4 separate regions of the Homo sapiens genome follow, and regions 1, 2 and 4 are each linked to region 3. Evidence: chromatin contacts called from ENCODE Hi-C or POLR2A ChIA-PET data. All regions are on one chromosome and are shown on one strand. The core of a region is the stretch at or near the end of the contact, and the rest is flanking DNA. Distances in the headings are between cores, read along the strand shown. Region 1 holds the start of LARP7 (La ribonucleoprotein 7, transcriptional regulator). Region 2 holds the start of CXXC4-AS1 (CXXC4 antisense RNA 1). Region 3 holds the start of PAPSS1 (3'-phosphoadenosine 5'-phosphosulfate synthase 1). Region 4 holds the start of UBE2D3 (ubiquitin conjugating enzyme E2 D3).

Region 1 (2,707 bases), core at 14-2,513, 4.9 Mb before region 3:
ATAACTTGGAAGAGTGAGTCAGACAAGACACCAAGTCATTTGTGTGTGTTTGCTATTTAAAAGTATTTCGTAATTTCTCCTGAGGAAATTATATGAAAAATGTTTGTTTGGAGACGCAGCCTCTCTCAGTGGCCCAGGCTGCAGTGCAGTGGCGCGATCCCGGCTCACTGTAATCTCTGCTTCCCGAGTTCAAGCGATTCTCCCAACCAAGCCTCTTGAGTAGCTGGGACTACAGGTGTGCACCACCACTCCCCGCTAATTTTTGTGTTTTTAGTAGAGACGAGATTTTGCCATATTGGCCAGGCTGGTCTCGAACTCCTGACCTCAAGTGATCCTCCCGCGTCGGCCTCCCAAAGTGCTGGGATTACAGGCGTGAGCCACCGTGCCCAGCCTCGCAAAATGTTTTAATAGGTACATGCACGTTTTCCTGAGAAGCTAATCCATATAATTAAGTTTTCAAAAGAAGTGTGCCACAACAGGTTAAGAATCATTGTTCTGGTCACTGCTTACAACTCAAGTCCCTCAACACGTAGTGGCCTGTGTGTTCTGCTTTGTCTGAATCTTCTCGTCTAAATTTCCTTATTAAATTTTCAAGGCCCAGGTTAAATGGCATCTTACTCTTTGAGATCTTCCACCACCCTGTGTCCTATCATTTGTTTTCTCTTAAGTTTCTTTGCAAACGCACTCTGCACACCATATCTAGCAAGTGTTAGTTCCCTTCCGTAACTGGATTTTTTACTCTTTGAGGACGATGGCAGAGTCCTGCAAAAGAAGATGATAATTTTAGAATATAAATCCTCACGTTCGCTATCTTCTGGCAGCCACAGCTCAGCTCCAATCTGCGAAATACGGCACTCTCTTTATTGACTACTGCTTCTCTCGGCACCCGTACTTCCGCAAGGACGCCGTCATAGGCCGGGCGCGCCCCAAACCTCCCCACGCCGGGCCCCTATGCGCCCTTACTGTCTGAAAACGGGAACTACAAGTGCTGCCGAAGACTTTTGCGCGTGCGCATAGATAACTAGGCCAAGGAACTGATGGGTGTGCAGGACGGGGGGGCGGGGTAAGAAGGACGATAGATGATAGAGTGGACCGCAAGAAAAAGGACGGAGAGTTAATTAGACTTCGCCCAAGCTGTGCGACCCTATAGGCCGCTTGTAACTTACTCCGTTCGACTCCCAAAATACAGGGTCAAGTACTGCGGCCTTCGGACATTTCCGTCTCCGGATCCTGATAGTCTCGGTTACTTTCGCGTCATAGGATGAGCGACAACGTTTTCCGGTCCCAATTGAGAAAGACGGGCCCGGAGGCAGTGCGCGCTCCACCTACGTCACAGGCGAGGTGGTTCCAGGAGGGCTGGGCATCGGAGAGCGCGGCCGGCTGAGAGACTCGAAGCCAAGGAAGAATTTGATTGGCGATTTGAAAGCGGCGGTTTTTGGCTTAGGCGGAGGTGGGCGGGCCAAGTTTTGGGTCCTCATCTGGTGAGGTCCCGCGTTAATGACGTCACGTTGTTTCGCGGGAGAAATTCGAAAGTGGATTTTGTGCAATTTGACAGGTGAGGTGAAGTGTTTCTCGGGATTTCCTAGGAATGACTTGAGCGATTTGGGGCGAAGGGACGAAAGACTCTGCTCCTTAAGAAGAGAACCGGGAAGGATGCTGTTTGGAACCAGGATTGGGGTGGTCGCAGTCACAGCTACTCGGACTGCTTGTAGTAAGTGGTGCCTCTTCACCGTTTTTCCCAGGCCTTGCTTTGCAATTTCGAGTAGGTATGAGGACCAAAGAGGGCTTTGCTGTTTGTATTTAGGACTGAGAAAGGATCAAGTCTCCATTGTCATTTGGTGACAGGATTATGGTTCTTAGAATCTTGGCAAATGAGATGTGGGTTTCCTTTGTTTATTTGGACTGGATGGTTTGTTAACAATGTTGAGTTCATGATTCCAAAACTTTGTTATCCGAACTATTTAGAGGTTCAGGTTTAGGTTCAAAAAATACTCCTTGTTTAAAAAAAAAGGAAAAATATCTAGTATTTAAATGAATAATGGCTCATACTTTACTGAGAACACCGAGTTTTATGTATATATATTGCGTCCGTACATATAGTAGCACAATGTATATGTATGTATATGTGTGTATGTACGTATATCTGTGTGTATGTATGTATGTATATAATTATCACAGAGCATCTGGGGTCTTTAAAAACTTATTTGGAGATTAATCTTTCACCTATTAGAAGTCGGTCAACAGGTGAATTGTCTGGTAGACGTGGACAGATGAACACTTGGAAAAAACTCTTTGCATCTCACTTAAATATATATGATGCTGTTGTCTAAAATAATTTTTTCTGATTAATACTAAGATAAGAAAGGGTGTTGACTTTCAATGAATAAGTATTAGAGCTCTTCTAAATTTTAAAAGATCCAGTTAGCTTTTTTTTTTTAGGTTTTCTCCTATAATCGAATTTAACCATCCTTTAAGAGTTTCAGTCTTCTTAGTTCTTTTTAAACTGTACATTCCAGAAGTAATATCTCAATTTAGGAAAATAATGGAGAATTTATCTTGCAATTGTGAAATAGCATATAAGTTATCCTAAACTAGTAAATACTGGGTTCCTAATCTGTAAATTGTAATAATGCTTATTCTTCAGGATTATGAGACTGATAAATACTGTATGTAAAGTATCTCGTCCAATTCCTGCCTGATACATAGT
Region 2 (2,700 bases), core at 99-2,598, 3.2 Mb after region 3:
TTAATACATTTTCTCAGGAGGGTTATAAGAATAGGGGGGAGGAGCTGTGGTTTGCTGTGGGGAGGGAGGGAGCGGGGGTTGGGAGAGTTGGGGGGGATGGGCTGGGGGGGGTCACGTCTTGATGATTCTTATGCAAACGACCTGATGGAAGAATGTGGGAGCTTTCGGTGTCTGCGGTGGGTTAGTGAGGGAGGTTGTTTATTTTTAATCTTTTTCCTCGTGCAGCTCGTTGGAATGACTTTCTTTATTTTAGTTGTAACAGTTGGAGGATAATGCAAAGGAAGACGCTGCCTGGGAATTCACCGTCTGTGGAAATGAGCCCCAGAGAGGAATAAAGCAGCCCTCACCTTGCTCTCCCCACCCGAACCCACTTTCCCCACCCGCCTCGGCCCCCACCCCAACACCACCATCACTCCCTTCCCTCCCCCCCACCTTTCCCCCTTTTCCACCCAGGTGTCGGACCAGGCGGTCCCCACTTCCACCCTGCACCCCTTCTTCCCCCCCTGCACCATGAACACCAATGTCTGCGTGGAGCCCGGGCCGAGCCCGGAGGCCCCGGGCTTGCCCAAGGAAAGCCACTTGCCCGAGGGGGCTCTGAACAGCCTTGTGGATTACAACTCGGAAATGGAGCGCTACCGCTCCTTTGCCACCTCCTTCTACAAGACCAACGGGGGCGCCTTCCCACAGGCGGCCAAGATCGCGCGCATCACCACCCCCATCTTCCCCAGCAGCGCCGCCGCCGCCGCGGCCGCCGCGCGCATCGGCATGTCCCCCTGGAACTGCGACAACGCGGCCACCGCCGCCGCCGCCACCGCCATGCTCTGGGGCAGCGGCGGGGGCGGGGGCGGCGGCGGGGGGGGTGGCGGCGGCGGCGGCGGCGGCGGAGGCGGGGGCGGGGGTGGTGGGGGCGGCAGGAAATCCTCCTCCGCCGCCGCCTCCTCCTCCGCCTCCTCCTCCTCGGCGATCCTCCCCGCCGGCGGTGGCGGCGGCGGCGGCGGCGGCGGCAGCAGGACCAGCATGCACCACCGAAACGACTCCCAGAGGCTGGGGAAAGCTGGCTGCCCGCCAGAGCCGTCGTTGCAAATGGCAAATACTAATTTCCTCTCCACCTTATCCCCTGAACACTGCAGACCTTTGGCGGGGGAATGCATGAACAAGCTCAAATGCGGCGCTGCTGAAGCAGAGATAATGAATCTCCCCGAGCGCGTGGGGACTTTTTCCGCTATCCCGGCTTTAGGGGGCATCTCATTACCTCCAGGGGTCATCGTCATGACAGCCCTTCACTCCCCCGCAGCAGCCTCAGCAGCCGTCACAGACAGTGCGTTTCAAATTGCCAATCTGGCAGACTGCCCGCAGAATCATTCCTCCTCCTCCTCGTCCTCCTCAGGGGGAGCTGGCGGAGCCAACCCAGCCAAGAAGAAGAGGAAAAGGTGTGGGGTCTGCGTGCCCTGCAAGAGGCTCATCAACTGTGGCGTCTGCAGCAGTTGCAGGAACCGCAAAACGGGACACCAGATCTGCAAATTTAGAAAATGTGAAGAGCTAAAGAAAAAACCTGGCACTTCACTAGAGGTCAGAGGAGATGATTTCTTGTTTCCCAGTCTCCCCCCTTCCCTCCTCACTCCCTCTCCCCTTCAGGGATTCTTGTCTGGCTTCAAGATGCAGTACCCCTTCTCAGAAGCTTCATTCAGGTGGTAAGAGTTGTAGGTGGTTTGCGAAAGGCTTGGCCTCTCCACCACCCGCACCAGCTGCACTTCACGTGACACCGCCCTTCTGATAGAGAGAGTGCCCTCCTTTTTATCCCTGGGGGAAAAATAATGTAATTGAAGAATCAGAAGTTTCACATTCAATATGCTCAATATTTTCCCTTGGTGGTTTAAAATGCCCCCTCCTCCTCATTAAAAAGGGTGGGGCATCTTGCCCAAAGGACTGGACACATCACATCCTATACAAGTTTACTGGCTAAGTTAGTGGCCCATTTATAACAGTGAGGACACAGTTTGTGGTACACAAGCCTGTTCTCATTAAAAAACCGGTAACAAACCACACAGCAGTATTCAATGAAGTTGAAACACCTGGATTCAGAAGGGGATTTCCTACCCTTTTCTAGAATCATTTTTCTACTCATCAAGGCAGAATGTTTTCTATTTTATTTTCTGCGTATCTGATATTTTTGGAGAAAGCTGAAACTGTGTAGGAAGCGGATTTCTACCTGCAAATTTTGAGGAGATGTGACTTAGAATAAAGGGATACAATTAGTTAATTTCAGGGCAGATAAGAGTGATTTTGTTTAAAAATTATTTTATGTGGTTTTAGAATGAATAATTTCTAAAACTCAGTTACAAAAAAAGTATTTCCCCTGGGCTCTGCATTGGACAAAGTAACCATTTTGTGGTTACAAAGTTGGTGTATACACCAAGCACAGTTTTGGTTGATACCTTATATGGTCAATAATAGTTTCTTTTACCTATAGGTCTTTAAAACAGATATTGTACAGATGCTCACTAAAGTAATTGTTAAATTAGGTTATGAATTATGCTAAATACAGAGATTGATACCTTTGATAAAAATTTTGTATTGTGTCCTGATCAAAACAAAAATGGGGAAAAATGAAAAATCACAGGTAAATGACTTTGGTGGTATATTAAACAAAGAAATCTGGACAAGTACTTATAGTTAGTCTCGATAAAATTTACAGGGTAG
Region 3 (2,700 bases), core at 155-2,654:
CTTGGTGATGGGCGGGGTCAGGGGCGGAGGGCGGCTGTGTCACAGGGGGGCAGAGCTGCAAGCAACTCTTTTGGTGCCAGGGGCAAGCTGCGGAAAAGAGAACTCAGAGTTATGGGGGGTGTGGGGAAGATAACTCCTGGAGGAAACTCTGTCATGCCCCCAGCCCATCCTCCTACGAACTAGCCCTGGAATAATTAGGTGAATTTGAAAATGTCCTCCGTAGGCGGGAGTTCTATTCGGGGTTACCTGCGGCCTCCCCGGTCCTGGATTTCAGTCCTCTAGGTATTTCCTGAGTAGCTCTTAATAATACAGAAGCCCCTTTCCGGTGTAGGTCGGTAAGAAGCACTGCACAGAAATCTGATGCGAAGTGGGGTCTCCTAGCGGAGAGGGAGGCACCTTATAAGTAATCACTAATCCAGGTTGAGATATTAATTATTGATGTCAAGAAATCGGGCTTTTATTATATCTTTTTAAAAACTGTGTCTTGAGGCCAGGCGCTGTCGCTCACGCCTGGAATCCCAGCACTTTGGGAAGCTGAGGCGGGCGGATCATGAGGTCAGGAATTCGAGACCAGCCTGGCCAACATAGTGAAACCCCGTCTCTACTAAAAATACAAAAATTAGCCGGGCGTGGTGGCACACGCCTGTAGTCCCAGCTACTCGGGAGGCTGAGGCAGGAGAATCGCTTGAACCCGGGAGGCAGAGGTTGCGGTGAGCCGAGATCCTACTACTGCACTCCAGCCTGGGCGACAGAGCAAGACTCCGTCTCAAAAAAAGAAAAAAAATTGTGTCTTGAGTAGAATTTTAATGTGGAGAATGAGCTGTTCGGTAAATCAATTCTTCCCTTTGCAAAGCTGTAAAACATTTAAAACATTTGGCCAGGGTGACATGGGCACAGAAGGGGCAGACAGGAGGTCGGCAGCCAGGTCTGTGGAGGAGTAGCCACAGGTGCAAGAGGCCGCGTCAGCGTCCTCCCAATCAGCCTCTGCTGAGGGAGTGCCGCGCGCGGCGAGCCGCGCACTCCCCTTGCCTTTCTCCCGGCGGCTGGTACTCGCTCTTAGAGATCTGCGTTAGCTCAGAGCTAGGCTCGGTGCCGCAGAGGCACCTGAGGTTCCACGACTGCATTCCAGGCCCCGCCCCTTCATCGGGATCTGGAAGGAGGAGCGCCGTGCGCGCCCGCGCCGGCGCGAGCGCTGAAGCTCCGCCCCCAGCTTCTACCTCCGGTTCTATCCCGGCGTTTCGCCCTTCCCCACAGACCTCTGCCCCGGACCCATTTCCGAGGCGCGCCGCATGCGCCGCGCAACCCAGGCCACGAGCACGGGCGCGTGCTTAAGTCAGCGCGCGCCCGCTCCGACGCGAGGAGGCCCCGCCCTCCAGCCCCGCCCCGCTCGCTGGCCTGCCCTCCTCTTGCTACCCTCCCGGCGCAGAGAACCCCGGCTGCTCAGCGCGCTCCGCGGTCATGGAGATCCCCGGGAGCCTGTGCAAGAAAGTCAAACTGAGCAATAACGCGCAGAACTGGGTAAGCTGGGGACGAAGGCGAGACGGCGAGGAGCGGAGGGGCTGTGGGAGCAGCTCGTTCCGGAGCCGCCGCCTCTCTCCCGCCTCCTCCGCATCCATCCTTCCAGGAGCGCGGAGGTGGGTTCCGGGGCTGCGGCGCCTCCCGGCTGGGGCCGTGGGTGGTTGCGAGGCAGAGGGGCGCGGCGCAGGGTGGGGATCTCGCCCTAGCTTGGCGCAGCGTGCGGTCCGAGCCACCGTTCGTGGGAAGAACGCCCCCCCTCCCCAGCGCCTCCGCTCAGGTAAGACCCCCAGGAAAATCCTTCACCCGTGAACTGGCGCTTGCTGAAACCTCCGGGTGCTGAAACCTGCGGCTGCAGAAACAGGAGCTTCCTGCATACCTTGGAGTGGCCTGAAGATGTGCAGAGAAGGCGGAGGCGGGCGCCTTCGACGCGTTCTTGGTTTTTCTTGGCTCTGCCAGTGCGGTTGGCCCAGGTTTGGGTCCATCTCCGTGTCTTTCCATTTCTGAGTTTCAGTGTGAAAGGAGAGTACCCAACAATGTGGTCATTCATGAGTTGAGACTGCCCTGAACTGAGGTTCTTTGTGTCTCTGTGTTAAATCGGAATGTTTAACAAGTAGGAGTTTGGAAGACTCCATTCCTGGTGACAGTCAGGTATGGGACCAGTCCTTTATAACGTTTAGTAATGACTGCCAGTTGACTTTGTAAAGTGCTGTGTCCTCATAACGTTGCTTACTTCCTTAATTTCTCTGTGATGAGAAAGAGCCTTATCTTCCTTTGTAAGTGTGCAGCAGGGAAGGGCCCATCTTTGGAGTCTGGAAAGGCACTGGTTTAAGTTTAGACGGAAACGTTATTTCACAGTCCAATGGAATAATAAGGTTTAAATGCAATGTCTCCCAAAACGTTACTTGCCCTAGATGAATCAAAGAAAAAAAAAACAAGCAATTTCAGGCAAATGTTCTTTGGAAGTCATTAATTTACCACATCTGTTGTTATTGTTATCATGAGTTGTTTACTGATTCCTCTCTCCTTTTATTTAACTCTATAGATGGTAAGGAGGGGAAGGAGATTTAAAAGATGAATTAGAACAGTGGAAAGAGCGCTGGACTCCTGGCCTGGTCTCTCATCCCAGCTTTGCCATTTACTAGCTGTGTGATCTTGAGGAGAGTCACTTTACTTTTTCGAACC
Region 4 (2,708 bases), core at 189-2,688, 4.9 Mb after region 3:
AGTGTATTTTTAAAACAAGTTTATTTTTCCAAGTAATTGAAGATCTCCACTTCGGTAACTGGGGTCATTAAGGAATGTTAAAAAACCTTAAGCTGGTCAGTGCTTACCCACTTTTAAATTCCTCATAAAAATTAAGGTCTTTCTTTTGCCTGAAGGATACACTAGAGAGCATAACTGCCGTCTCCATACTTTAAACCCTTGACTAAAACAGGCCAATCCTACTGAGGTAAATCCCACCTCCCAACTTGGATATTTCAGGAAGTATTGTATTGTTTTTCTGACTCTAAACTCTACCTAATTAACTAATTAGTCTCAACACTTTCTGGCTCAAGAACTGAAACACAGCAACAGAAGCTAAAGTTTGAGAATTTAAGCTTGTTCCCACATCTACACCTTGGCGGACGGCAGCGACTGATTACGGAGACCAGTGAAAACCCTGCCCCTAACTCTCTCTGTCCTAGCCCCATCCACTCAATTGAGCTTGACTCAGCCTGCTCCCTGCTGTTCTCAGTATTGCTCCCTTAGGGTCAGACGTGCACTAGACTTCAGCACGTGGGAGCGCTGATGAGCGGCCAACCTGGGTCTATTTAAAACTACTATTCCCATCTCGAGGGGCGCCTCCTCCCACAGCATAACCAGCCCAGGAGGGCAGGCGAGTAAATACTGCTCACCTGCTCCACCGGAAACCTCAAAATCCCGGCCCGAGCTAGACTAAAGGTATCTGGTAATTAATCCTTGGCACCTCCCACCACACGCTCCTGATTGGGCGCGTGAGACAAGGCTGTGTCTGCGCGCGCTCTTACCAGTCTGGGGAATTCCATTTCCTCTACCAACCACCGGCATAAGCATTCAGGGGCGTTGCTTTCCTGGCAGTGGCCCGCCCCAGTTCGAGCCGGTGCCTTACTGCGTCTCGCGAGAACTTATGCATTTTGGAGGCGGAACCCCGTCAGGAAAAGCGCACAAAACTGCTCTTAAGTCATTGCAGAGCTACCGCTTCGGTTAGCCAGCCACGAAGTTCTCGCGAGAGTCGTCTCCTCGATACCAAGTGAGGAAACTGGGGGACGCTGTGGGGAGGGGCGTGGGGCTGGATCGCGCAGCGGCTGCTTCCTTTACCTTCCTCCCATGGTCTCCTTCCGGTTCTCGATGCTTCTCTGAGCCTAAGGGTTTCCGCCACTCGTTCACCCTCCCCCCAGCTCATGATCCTCCTCCCTCCCCCGCCCTCCTGGTCCAATCTCCGATCTGTTTAGTAAGAAGGTGCTGTTCCGAGAAGAAGGAAAAGGGCTTGACACGTATTCACTCGGCCCCGGACGTGGGAAGCAAGCCGTCTGGCTTCGGCCTCACATCGGTCTTGTGCTCGGGACGGCGGCGTTGGCGGACTGATCCGCGGCGGTGAAGAGGCAGGAGGAGGGGGAGGGGCGGAGCGTGGCAGCTGGCAGTAGTTCCGTCAGAGCGGACATCTTGTGGCTGTGTCGTGCGCGTGAGCCCCGTAGGGCCGGGGAGGCACCAGCTGCCGCGCGGGGAGGAGGCCGAGGCCGCAGCTTGAGGGAGGCCCCGGCCCCTCTGTACGCGTGGGTGTGGACGGCTAGGGCAGGGAAGGGAGGCCGGCCCAGTGGCCGGCCGGGTAAGAGGGGCAGTGCGGGACCTGGGCGGCTTGAGCGGCCAGCCTATTGGGTGCGGTGGGTTAGGGTGGGAAGGTTGGGGAAGCCGCGGCCTCTCCTGCTGGAGGAGGAGGGGGAATGGGCGCGTCCTCGCGCCTAAGCCGGAGCCTCAGGGACAGCGCGGGCGCGTGGTGGAGGTGGCTGGGCGGGCGCGCGCGGGAGCGCGCTGGAAGGCGGAGTGAGTGTACGGTGGCGTCAGGGGTGACACAGAATAGCTCGCTGCGAGGATAGCAATACACATCAAGTCTCCCTTCCTTTATTTCCTTCCTTTTCCCGGCCGCACCTTTGGACAGAAACCGAAAGCAGCCCGGCGTCCGTCCGGAGTCTTATGCTTCCCCCTCCCCCCTTGCCTTTCTTTGCCCTAGTGACGCCGGTATAGCGCCGACTAGGCCCCGGCTCCTCCTCTGCTGGGCTCCGGACCCTGCCCCGCACCCACCCCTTTCTCCTACGCCTCTTCCTCTCCCACCCGGGTCTCTTCCTTTCTAGAGGCCGGGAAGTTAAACTTGTAGCCACCACCTCCGCTCTTCCCGTCACCCTCGCCCCCACTTCGGGCCGAAAGCACGGTACAGAGGCTGTTGGTGGCTTTGCCACGCCACCCCACCCACCCCGGATCGCGGCTGTCTTAAGGGACCTGGATTCATCAGGGGCTCTTCGGGGCCTGTGCGAGTGCTGATCTGCTCCGTTTTTGCAAAAGGCGCCTGTGTCTGGCAGAGCTGGTGTGAGACGAGACAATCCTGCCCCGCCGCCGGGATAATCAAGAGTTTTGGCCGGACCTTTGAGCATACACCGAGAGAGTGAGGAGCCAGACGACAAGCACACACTATGGCGCTGAAACGGATTAATAAGGTAACCCGCGGGGACAAGGGCATGGGGTGGTAGGAGAAAAGGAAGGCTCGGGCCAAGAGGAAAGCGTGGGGGTGGGAAGGAAGCATAATTCTGAAAATACCTCTTGGATCACTTCTTCCATGGGGGGATGGAGAACGCAGATATACTTCTTGAAGAAATGAAGTTTAAAGCTAGGAAACGGAGAACACTTGTGGCAAGTGAGGT

What was found. A loop is a pair of places that touch in the nucleus more often than their neighbours do. ChIA-PET counts read pairs that join two places held with the same protein, here RNA polymerase II (POLR2A). Pooled maps may share reads with other maps.
Region 1: a loop to region 3 is called in a map of natural killer cell, with 29 times the contacts of the local background. The contact joins the promoter of LARP7 here to the promoter of PAPSS1 in region 3. A Hi-C loop is called at or near these places in 3 of 168 maps with a recorded cell type or tissue (naive thymus-derived CD4-positive, alpha-beta T cell and natural killer cell) and 11 of 50 pooled maps.
Region 2: a map with no recorded cell type shows a loop between it and region 3 (11-fold over the local background). The contact joins the promoter of CXXC4-AS1 here to the promoter of PAPSS1 in region 3. A Hi-C loop is called at or near these places in 2 of 37 single-sample maps with no recorded cell type and 7 of 50 pooled maps.
Region 4: a loop to region 3 is called in a pooled map, with 30 times the contacts of the local background. The contact joins the promoter of UBE2D3 here to the promoter of PAPSS1 in region 3. A Hi-C loop is called at or near these places in 2 of 37 single-sample maps with no recorded cell type and 8 of 50 pooled maps. POLR2A ChIA-PET finds 5 or more read pairs at or near these places in 1 of 52 experiments (CD4-positive, alpha-beta T cell).

What each region holds. Positions count from the first base shown.
Region 1 is chr4:112,635,699-112,638,405 of GRCh38, reverse strand. LARP7 (La ribonucleoprotein 7, transcriptional regulator) reads right to left here and starts at 1,263. Exons shown (of 13, transcript NM_016648.4): 1 at 1,167-1,263. It overlaps ZGRF1 (zinc finger GRF-type containing 1), which reads left to right and starts at 1,497. Exons shown (of 28, transcript NM_018392.5): 1 at 1,497-1,555. RefSeq lists enhancers at 711-820, 861-910, 1,481-1,700.
Region 2 is chr4:104,489,613-104,492,312 of GRCh38, reverse strand. It overlaps CXXC4-AS1 (CXXC4 antisense RNA 1), which reads right to left and starts at 1,348. Exons shown (of 10, transcript NR_125926.1): 1 at 1,253-1,348. CXXC4 (CXXC finger protein 4) reads left to right here. Exons shown (of 3, transcript NM_025212.4): 2 at 254-1,569. The coding sequence starts at 511.
Region 3 is chr4:107,718,938-107,721,637 of GRCh38, reverse strand. PAPSS1 (3'-phosphoadenosine 5'-phosphosulfate synthase 1) reads left to right here and starts at 1,404. Exons shown (of 12, transcript NM_005443.5): 1 at 1,404-1,518. The coding sequence starts at 1,459. RefSeq lists enhancers at 1-101, 2,092-2,151 and a silencer at 1,212-1,461.
Region 4 is chr4:102,826,281-102,828,988 of GRCh38, reverse strand. UBE2D3 (ubiquitin conjugating enzyme E2 D3) reads left to right here and starts at 1,438. Exons shown (of 8, transcript NM_181891.3): 1 at 1,438-1,562; 2 at 2,353-2,504. The coding sequence starts at 2,481. It overlaps UBE2D3-AS1 (UBE2D3 antisense RNA 1), which reads right to left and starts at 934. Exons shown (of 2, transcript NR_131186.1): 1 at 804-934. RefSeq lists enhancers at 886-1,447, 1,119-1,508, 1,448-2,009, 2,592-2,708 and silencers at 1,559-1,688, 1,709-1,758.